Linked DNA regions of Homo sapiens: region 1 is linked to region 2. The links are chromatin contacts, found by Hi-C or POLR2A ChIA-PET in ENCODE. All regions are on one chromosome and are shown on one strand. Each heading gives the region's core, a stretch centred on a gene start or an enhancer-like site at or near the end of the contact. The rest is flanking DNA. Distances are from core to core; before and after follow the strand shown.

Region 1 (4,941 bases), core at 1,992-4,491, 150 kb after region 2:
ATGACAACAGACAATGCAATAGTATGTTAAAAAGCATGAATCTACAATCATCTCAAAATACAAAGTCTTTGAAAAGTGGGCAAAAGATTTTAATAGATACTTCACACAAAAAAATATACAAAGAAGCACACGAAAAAACACTCAAGTGGCCAGGCGAGGGCTCACGCCTGTAATCTCAGCCTTTGGGAGGCCTGAGGTGGGCAGGTCACTTGAGGTCAGGAGTTTGAGACTAGCCTGACCAACACGGCGAAACCCCGTCTCTACTAAAAATACAAAAATTAGCTGCACATGGTGGCTGCACACCTATAATCCCAGCTACTTGGGAGGCTGAGGCAAGAGAATCACTTGAAACCAGGAGGCGGAGGTTGCAGTGAGCCGAGATCGCACCACTATACTCCAGCCTGGGTGACAGGGCGAGACCCTGTTTCAAAAGCAAAACAAAGCAAAAATGTTTTTAAAAAGATGCTCAACGTCATTAGATATTAGAAAAATGGAAATTAAAGTCACAATGCGATATCATTACACACCTATTAGAATGGCTAAAATCAAAAAACACCAAGCACGCCAAGTGTTGGGAAGGGCACAGAGCAATAAGAACCCTTATGCTCTGCTGATGGGAATGTAAAATGGTACGACCACCTTGGAAGAGACTGCCAGTGTCTTAAAATGGTAAACGCAGCCAGGCGCAGTAGCTACGCCTATAGTCCCAGCACTTTGGGAGGCCAAGGTGGGTGGATCACCTGAGGTCAGGAGTTCAAGACCAGCCTGGCCAACATGGAGAAACCCCATCTCCACTAAAAATACAAAAAATTAGCTGGGCATGGTGGCGGGCCCCTGTAATCCCAGCTACTCGGGAGGCTGAGGAAGGAGAATTGCTTGAACCCAGGAGGTGGAGGCTGAGGTGAGCCGAGATCACGCCATTGCACTCCAGCCTGGGCAGTAAGAGCGAAACTCTGTCCTGGGGAAAAACAAAAAAAAGGGAAATACAAACCTAGCATATGATCCAGCCATTCTACCCCTAGATATTTACCCAAGAGAAATGAAAGCATATGTCCACACAAGGATTTGTACACAAATGTTCCCAGGAGCTTTATTTGTAACCGCCCAAAACTGAAAACAACCCAAATGTTCATCCACAGGTGAATGAATAAACATGAATAAATTTATAATTATGCTGAATGAAAGAAGACACAAAGGCTGGGTGTGGTGGCTCATGCCTATATTCCCAGCACTTCGGGAGGCCGAGGCAGAATAGCTTGAGGCCATGAAATTGAGACCAGCCTGGGCAACACAGACCCTTTCTCTACAGGAAAAAAAAAAAAAAAAGATGACTCAAAAAAAGAGTACATACTGTATGATTCCATTTATATATAAAATTATGGCTGGGTGCGGTGGCTCATGCCTGTAATCCCAGCACTTTGGAAGGCTGAGGCGGGCGAAATCACCTGAGGTCAGGAGATCGAGACCAGCCTGACCAACATGGAGAAACCCCATCTGTACTAAAAATGCAAAACTAGCCAGGTGTGGGGGCACATGCCTGTAATCCCAGCTACTCAGGAGGCTACAGCAGGAGAATCGCTTGAACCTGGGAGGCGGAGGTTGCAGTGAGCCGAGATCGCGCCATTGCAATGGGCAACAAGAGCAAAACTCCATCTCAAAAAAAAAAAAAAAATTAGCTGGACATGGTGGTACACACCTGTAATCCCAGCTACTTGGGAGGCTGAGGCAGGAGAATCACTTGAACCCCGGAGGCGAAGGTTGCAGTGAGCCGAGATCACCCCACTGCACTCCAGCCTGGTGACAGAGCAAGACTCTGTCTCAAAAACAAAAAAGAAAAAAAAGCTCCTTGAAGGTTTAGAGGGAAAAAATACCCCATTTGATCAAGCCCCAAAGTCTGGCGTTCTTCATCTGAGTCTAATTAGAGCCCTTGTTACATGACCTTGGGCAGGTCAACATGAATAACCTTTGACCTTAATTTCCTTATCTTTAATGTAAAAAGGTTAAATAAGATCACTCTCAAAAAAGGGCAGGGAAGGCAAAACCCAAAGGAAGATACATGATGGATAGTAAATGAGATTTTTATGTTCTATAAAGAAACGATGAGTAAAATAAAAAATTGAGACCTCCTGCCTTGGCCCACACTCAGAATCTGCCCACAGCCCAAAGAGTGGTAGGAGTGTGTCTCCTAGGCTGGATGACTTCTAAGGTCCACACCATTTCCAACGCACACTGACGTGAAACCCTCTCTCCCTGAACAACTCTGACTTGCTAACGAAAGATGTGGGTGGTATCTAAGGCAGCAAAGTAACTGACTTTGACAAGTCTGAAAAATCCACCATGGAAACCACTTAAACAGAGAAATTAGAGAGGAAGGAAGTGGCATACCCGGCTTTCCCAAACCAGTTGCCCATAACAGCAACCACACAGGGCCAACCAGTGGACTGCAGCAGGCCGTTCACAATCCACAGGCAGCAGTACAGCCATTTGTTGTAGAAACGCAGCCATTCTGTGAGCGCACCAAAGACAAACACCTTGAAGAGGAGGAAACAAAAGGAATATGTAACAGCCACACTGACACTTTCAGTGGACGCCACTCTACCCACTTGCTTCAGAGTAGAGACCACGTGAAGGATACACTCACACAGCCAGTGCCTGTAAGTCACGTGGCCAGCATCACAAAGGTCCTGCTCAGAGCCACAGTGAGGAGGCAGCCACCCAATCACTGCCCACCAGAGAGGAGGAGATGCCAAAGACATAAAGTCATTAAGCTATCAGCCCTCCAACTGACATCTTCAAGGCTAAAAAGTGAATTCCAGGCCGGGCTCACGCCTGTAATCTCAGCACTTTGGGAGGCCGAGGAGGGCAGATCACAAGGTCAGGAAATCGAGACCATCCTGGCTAACACGGTGAAACCCCGTCTCTAATGAAATTATAAAAAATTAGCTAGGCGTGGTGGCAGGTGCCTGTAGTCCCAGCTACTCAGGAGGCTGAGGCAGGAGAATGGCATGAACCTGGGAGGTGGAGCTTGCAGTGAGCCAAGATCGTGCCACTGCACTCCAGCCTGCGCGGGAGTGCGAGACTCTGTCTCAAAAAAAAAAAAAAAAAGTAATTCCTCATTTTACATGTATTTCCATCTCCTCACCCTCAGACTGTGCATGTGGAGGGAACAGCAACCTCCAGAGGGCTGCTGTGAGGACAGAACGAGCCCAGGGAGGCCACCTTTCCCGGAGCAGTGCCAGGTGCTGCTATGGGCAGAGGCACGGGGCGCATGCCAGCCACTGTTATGGCTACAGCTCCTGAGTTAATCAACGAAAGCGAAACCTATCAAACTTGTGATCTGCTGAATCATTTAGCAGCTTTCATCAAGGGGCTGCTTTTTTCCAGGCATTTTGCTCAAGTGGACATTTTATCTACAGTCAAACTCTATTCTGAGAATACTCTGCATGATTAAAAAATAGTATGTATAATACTGTCTAGTTCCAGTTACAAGACATTCTGGAATAAGTAAAACTGTACACAGAAAAATGATCAGGGGTTGCCAGGGGCTGGAGAAAGAAGGGGCGGTCACAAAACTACTCATTTGTTGAAAAGTCTGAACAATATGCTTAAAAAGGGCAAGTTTATGTACAAACTGCAGTTTTTAAAAAATACATAAAACACAAAAAAGTCTGTACACAGGTTTTAAAATAATATGTTTATTATGTGTGGGTGAGCAACTCATAAATAAATAAAGTGCTTCCATCTCTAAAATGTCAAGGGGAAAAAAGGTTTTACTTACACTCAAATGACAAACACTGAAAAACAATAGTAGGCCAAACGCAGGGACTTGTGCCGGTAATTCCAGTGTTTGCGGAGGCAAAGGAGGGAGGATCACTTAAGGCCAGGAGTTCAAGGAACAACCTGGGCAATATAGTGAGACCCCATGACTAAAAAATTTAAAAATTAGCTAAGCATGATGGTACACACCTACAGTCCCAGCTACACGGGAGGCTAAAATGGGAGGATTGCTCGAGCTTGGGAGTTCAAGGCTGCAGGATCACACCGCTGCACTCCAGCCTGGGCAGCAAATCGAGACCTTATCTCTAAAAAAATAATAATCATAATAAATTAGGGTCTAACTAAACTCCATGGTTTCATTTAATCAACAAAAATTCCTGACTAGAAGCTAGTAAGCAATGACGATTAGTCAGATATGGAGGCTGGGCACGGTGGCTCACCCCTGTAATCCCAGCACTTTGGGAGGCTGGGGTGGGCAGATCACCTGAGGTCAGGAGTTCAAGACTAGCCTGGCCAACATGGTGAAACCCTGACTCTACTAAAAATACAAAAATTAGCCGGGAATGGTGGTGCACACCTGTAGTCCCAGCTACTCAGGAGGCTAAAACAGGAGAATGGCTTGAATCTGGGAAGTGGAGGTTGCAGTGAGCCAAGATCATGCCACTGCACTCCAGCTTGGGTGACAGAGCAAGACTCCGTTTAAAAAAAAAAAAAAAAAGATTAATCAGATATGGATCCTCCCCTACACAGCACTTGTTTCAAATGCCTCACATACAGAAACTCACAGTCCTCACTGCCACCCGGGGAGAGCTAATATGCCCATCTCCCTCTGAAGCTCACAGAAATCATAAGCTAGAAAACCACAGAAGACAGACAGAAACCCAGGCTGTCCTTGTCTAGGGAATCTGTGATTTTAACCACTGCATACCCACCCTAAGGGAAAGCAAGACTGAACCAGAAATAACCAAGCTAAGCGGCAGACTGTTTCAAGTGCCTGCAAAGAAACAGGCACTGCAGCTCAGAAGCGGGACTGACATTCTCAAAGAGGTGTCATTTGGCCAATGCTTGAAGGAGACTGTGAGTTAGACTATGGAGAGCTGAAAAGGGGACCATCCAAGGCAGGCAGAACAGGAGAAACAAAAGCACCGAGATAGAAAGGAGCAG
Region 2 (4,972 bases), core at 1-2,500:
TACTAGGGAGGCTGAGGCAGGAGAATTGCTTGAACCCAGTGGGCAGAGGTTGCAGTGAGCTGAGATCGCACCACTGCACTCCAGCCTGGGTGACAGAGCAAAACTCCATCTCAAAAATAAATAAATAAATAAATAAATTCAAATATTATCCATTGTTTAACTGAAATTCAGATTTACCTGGGCATCCTGTATTTGATTTGCTAAATTAAGCAACCCTCCTCCTGGAGTTATATTTTACAGTTGCTCACTTGATCCTCAGTACTGCCCTATAAGGTAGCTCTCTTATCACCATCATCCCCATTTCACAGGTGAGAAAACTGAGTCACAGAGTTGTCCACAGCCATGCAAGTAGCGCGTCTGTTTCCACAGTCTGTGCTCCTAACCCTCTAAGCTGCTACTAGAGTTTGGGATCCATTAGTCCTCGATCCAGAGTGTGGCTCTACCACTTCTTAGGTGTATGACCTTTGGCAAGTCGCTTAACCTCACTGAGCTTCAGTTTCCCCTTCTGGGAATAATAATAATTCCTGACTTACAGAGTTTTGTGAGTGAGGTAATTGAACAAATAGGAAGTGATTCATACATGGCACTTGGATGATGGTGATGATGATGGTGATGATGATGATGATGGGAAGCCTTGGATCATGTAGAGTCATTGATGAGACTAGAGGAAATGACACGCCTGAGCCACCTCCGTGGCCATTCCCTTGCCTTCACATGCCTGCCTCCACCCTAGTCCTCTCCCTGCTCCCTAAACATAGACACAGGGCTGGCCCCAGGCCCCATGTGTAACAGGCTTCCTGCCTAAAGCCACCAGGAGCCTCAGAGCCCAGAGCTCCTGTTGCTGGTGGCTGGAGTTTACTGCCTGAACTTCTAGTCCAGGTTGCGGACTATGAGCAGTCCAGGACTTTCTCCTTGTCCGACAGCCCCTCCAATCACTGCCCAGGTGTGCCTACATCCTAGTTCTAGCTGCCACCAGGAAAAAATCCAACCCATGGAGCATTTTGCACTCATCTACAACTACGTATGACAAATGGTTTCCCCTCCCTGCTACATAACTCAGCCTGCCCGTGTGCATGCTCTGAACTACTTCAATCTAAGTATCTGCTGAGTAAGATCGAGACAGAAAATATCTGTTGATTAGGTTTTGTTTCTGTCACTTCTTGCCTTCTCAGGGCAAGTCAGTTCTAGAGGTTCATTTCCGGTCCCTCGGCTTCCCACCCTGAAGCCTCCTCCCTGCTCCAGGTCAGTTTAGCAATGGAACACACCCAACAAGCTGCCCCGCCTTCTCACACCTGGGCTAGGGTGTCCAAGGTGCTGGGGAATCTAGCCCTTAGCAAAGATTACCTTATCCCTAGTACCAGGATTATTTCAATGTTTTTTCCTTGTGTTTTGTTTTGTTCTACCATCAATGTTCCACTTAGGTATTAATCCTAGCAAGTAAACTAAAAAGGCCGGGCACAATCTGTAATCCCAGGCTTACGCCTGTAATACCAACACTTTGGGAGGCCAAGGCAGGTGGATCTCTTGAGCCCAGGAGTTTGAGACCAGCCTGGGCAACATGGCAAAACCCCATCTCTACAAAAAATTAGCTGGACATGGTGGCATGCGCTTGTGGTCCAGCTACTGGGAGGCTGAGGCAGGAGAATCACCTAAGCCCAGGAGGTCAAGGCTGCAGTAAGCCATGATCATACCATTGCACTCCAGCCTGAGTGACAGAATGAGACCCTGTCTTAAAAATAAATAGGCTGGGCGCGGTGGCTCACGCCTGTAATCCCAACACTTTGGGAAGCCAAGGCGGGTGGATCACGAGATCAGGAGTTCAAGACCAGCCTGACCAATATGGTGAAACCCCGTCTCTACTAAAAATACAAAAATTAGCATGTTGTGGGCATGTTGGTGGGTGCCTGTAGTCCCAGCTACTCGGGAGGCTGAGGCAGGAGAATAGTGTGAATCTGGGAGGCGGAGGTTGCAGTGAGCCAAGATTGTGCCACTGCACTCCAGCCTGGGCAACAGAGCAAGACTCTGTCTCAGAAATAAATAAATGAACAAATAAATAAATAAATAAACTTTAAAAATGTATGGTCAGTTTTCTCATTGGAACTATGTCTACCTCCTTGGGTGGAAAGAGCTCATTCTTCCATGATCAAGCCCTGACCTTCAAGTAACCCCTTGAGATTCCTGACTCAGTCTGACCTGACTCTTATTTTCTTCCAGGCAGTGATTTCGGCAGCACAGAGACAGCAGAGAAAAAGAGACCAGATTTCTGCTCTCAAGGCGTGAATAATAGTCTTGACCCAGATTCTAACTATGTGGTCACTCCTAGTCTCTTTTTAACTCACTTTCTTATCTTGACTCTTAGAACCAACAACACCTGGCTCTGGACCTCTCACCAAGCTGTGGTTCTATGCTCTCCTGACTTCCAACTCTCCGTTCTTGTCCTTCTCACCTATGTGAGTTTCCAGCCTTCAGACACTCCCTGTCCTAGTGTTGAGTCCTACCTCTGAGACCCTCAGCTGCCCACCCTGCAACACTGACAATGCACAGAGTCCAACCATCTGGCCCTCATAAAATGTCCCAGGCTCCATGCCAAGTTGCGCTACAGATTGCTTGGCCATCAGTTCCCTAGGAAACTGTAGGCTGGACTGGCTGCCAAGTCAATGGAGGGTTTCAGCCATGTGGTTGGCCACCTGGGCAGAAGCCTTGCTGACTGCCTTCTTATCTGGTAGTTCCCCTTCCTGAGCCTTGGTGCCCAACCCTATCTGAATCACCTGGGCCTTGGAAACCTGTTCCTTTGGAGTTCCAGCCCTTCTAGGTCAAAAGCACCTTGAATATCTGACGAGGGCCTGCCTTCATTCTTTTGATCTCTTTGCTGGTGTTCCTCCTGGATGCCCTTGGCCTGTAACAGCTGGCCTCCAAACACCGGCAAACCTGTCCCCAGAACCCAAGTCTGAGTCAGCAGAGTCTTGGTAACTTTCCCTAGTTCAACAAAAACCCACAGCTATACCACAGTCCTGCCTGCACTCACCCTCTCCACCCACCTGACCACTTATTCATTCAACAAATGTTTGTGGAGTGTGTGTTTTGGAGCCAGATAATGTGAGAGTTGAAGTTTCCCAACAAGGAATGGACAAAACATTGTTCCTGGCCTAGAGGAGCTCATAGCCAAAGTGGAGGCATTAGAATAAACATAATCCATTTCAAAATGTGAAAAGGGTCACAGCAGGGTTGGAACAAGTACCAGGGGAACACCTGGGAAGGGCATCTAACTCACGCCCATGGGACAGGGAATGTCTGCATGAAGACTGATGTGAAATCTAAGCTGAATCCAAAAACAGCAGCAAGAGCTGGTAAATGGTTGGGGGTGCTCCAGATTTCATGCATGAAAACTCAAGGAGAGAAGGCAACTAAAAATAGGAAACTGCAAAAGTCAACATAATTGGGGCAGTGGGAGAAGTGAGCAAGGCTTCACCTGAAAGGAGGAGTTGGTTGGCATCTGAGGACAGTGGGAGGCCACTGGGGTTCTAAGCAGCACCCACTCCACCTATTCTTCTCTTCACAATGGGATCTACGCTTTAGGAAACTCACTTTGCTATCACGATGGAGAATGAATGAGAGGGAAGGCAAGATCCTGAGCAGGAAGAACAGAGAAGACTGTGACGGGATACCAAGACTGAGAAGATAATGGCCCGAACCACGGGAGTAATACAAAATACTGGGAGCCTAAGACCAATGGGACTTGGTCGTTGATTGTGCATGCCCTGCAAGGGGAAGGGAGGAGACTGTAGCGATGCCAGGAGTCTAGGCTGATGGATGACCTGGAGCGAGGTGGTGCTGTGAACTGTCACCAGGGAAATAGGGGAGGAGGGGCAGGTTTGTGGCATGGGGGATGGGAGACAAGGTTCAGACAGGAAGGACAGTGTTGAGTTTGAGGTGGTTACAGGACATCCTGTGAGGGGGCTGTGTGTCTCCAAAGCCATCTTGGCCAGTGAGAAAGTCTGAGAGACATCAGCAAACCCATGAACTCTGTAGAATGAGAAGAGCAGAAGGCAGTCTGGAAACATCAGCTAAGAGACAGACAGAAATTGACATAATCTCAAAGTGTCTCCCATACATGACACTTACTAGTTACATAGAAATAAGTAACTTTACAGTGGCGAAGCCTGGTAGACACTACCTCCCCTGAGTGATCAAAGTTATCAGGAGTAATGGGACGGGTAGACATTGTATGCCTCCTGATAGGCTGTACTGAGAAGGATACAACATCACTTCTGTAGTATTCCTGCCAAAAATGTATACTCTAAATGATTATATATGTCTAATCATGAGGGAACATCAGACAAAACCATACTGAAGGACATATATACAAAATAACTGGCCTGTGCTCTTCAAAAATACCAAGGTCATAGAAAAGAAAGACTGAAGAACTATTCTGGATCATAGGAGACTAAAACACAAACATGATAGCTAAATAATTCAATGTATGATTCTAGATTCGATTCTGGACCAGAAAAAAGAGGTTGTTTTGCTACACAATTCCTTTGTGACAATTAGCAAAATTTGAAATAAAGTTTACACATTAGACAATAGTACTATATCACTGTTATTTTTCTAATTTTGATCATTGCACTGTGTAAGAGAACGCCTTTTTTTTTTTTTTTTTTTTGAGACAGAGCTTCTTTGTTCTTGTTGCCCAGGCTGGAGTGCAGTGGTGTGATCTCGACTCACTGCAACCTCCACCTCCAGGGTTCAAGTGACTCTCTTGCCTCAGCCTCCCAAGTAGCTGGGATTACAGGAATGCACCATCACGCCCAGCTAATTTTTTGGGTTTTTTTTGTGTATGTGAATGTGTGTAATGTGAATATGTACCACATTTTTCCTATCCATTCATCCACTGATGAACACTTAGGTTGATTCCATATCTCAGGTATTGTGAATAATGCTGCAATGACCATGGAAGTACACGTATCTCTTT

The links. Hi-C counts contacts between places; a loop is a spot of excess contacts on that map. ChIA-PET counts read pairs that join two places held with the same protein, here RNA polymerase II (POLR2A). Pooled maps may share reads with other maps.
Region 1: a loop to region 2 is called in a pooled map, with 5 times the contacts of the local background. The contact joins two enhancer-like sites. A Hi-C loop is called at or near these places in 8 of 50 pooled maps. POLR2A ChIA-PET finds 5 or more read pairs at or near these places in 6 of 52 experiments (BJ, activated B cell, activated CD4-positive, alpha-beta T cell and 2 more).

The regions. Positions count from the first base shown.
Region 1 is chr7:140,356,255-140,361,195 of GRCh38, forward strand. SLC37A3 (solute carrier family 37 member 3) reads right to left here. Exons shown (of 15, transcript NM_207113.3): 6 at 2,386-2,531. Among named protein-coding and RNA genes, the nearest start is that of SLC37A3, 40 kb to the right of the region's middle. RefSeq lists an enhancer at 3,348-3,397. Within about 2 kb of position 3,242, at least 7 of the 41 ENCODE cell types and tissues checked have a DNase peak (open chromatin) inside an H3K27ac peak, as active enhancers do.
Region 2 is chr7:140,211,566-140,216,537 of GRCh38, forward strand. No RefSeq gene overlaps it. Among named protein-coding and RNA genes, the nearest start is that of KDM7A-DT, 37 kb to the left of the region's middle. RefSeq lists enhancers at 1-2,882, 978-1,047. Within about 2 kb of position 1,251, at least 3 of the 41 ENCODE cell types and tissues checked have a DNase peak (open chromatin) inside an H3K27ac peak, as active enhancers do.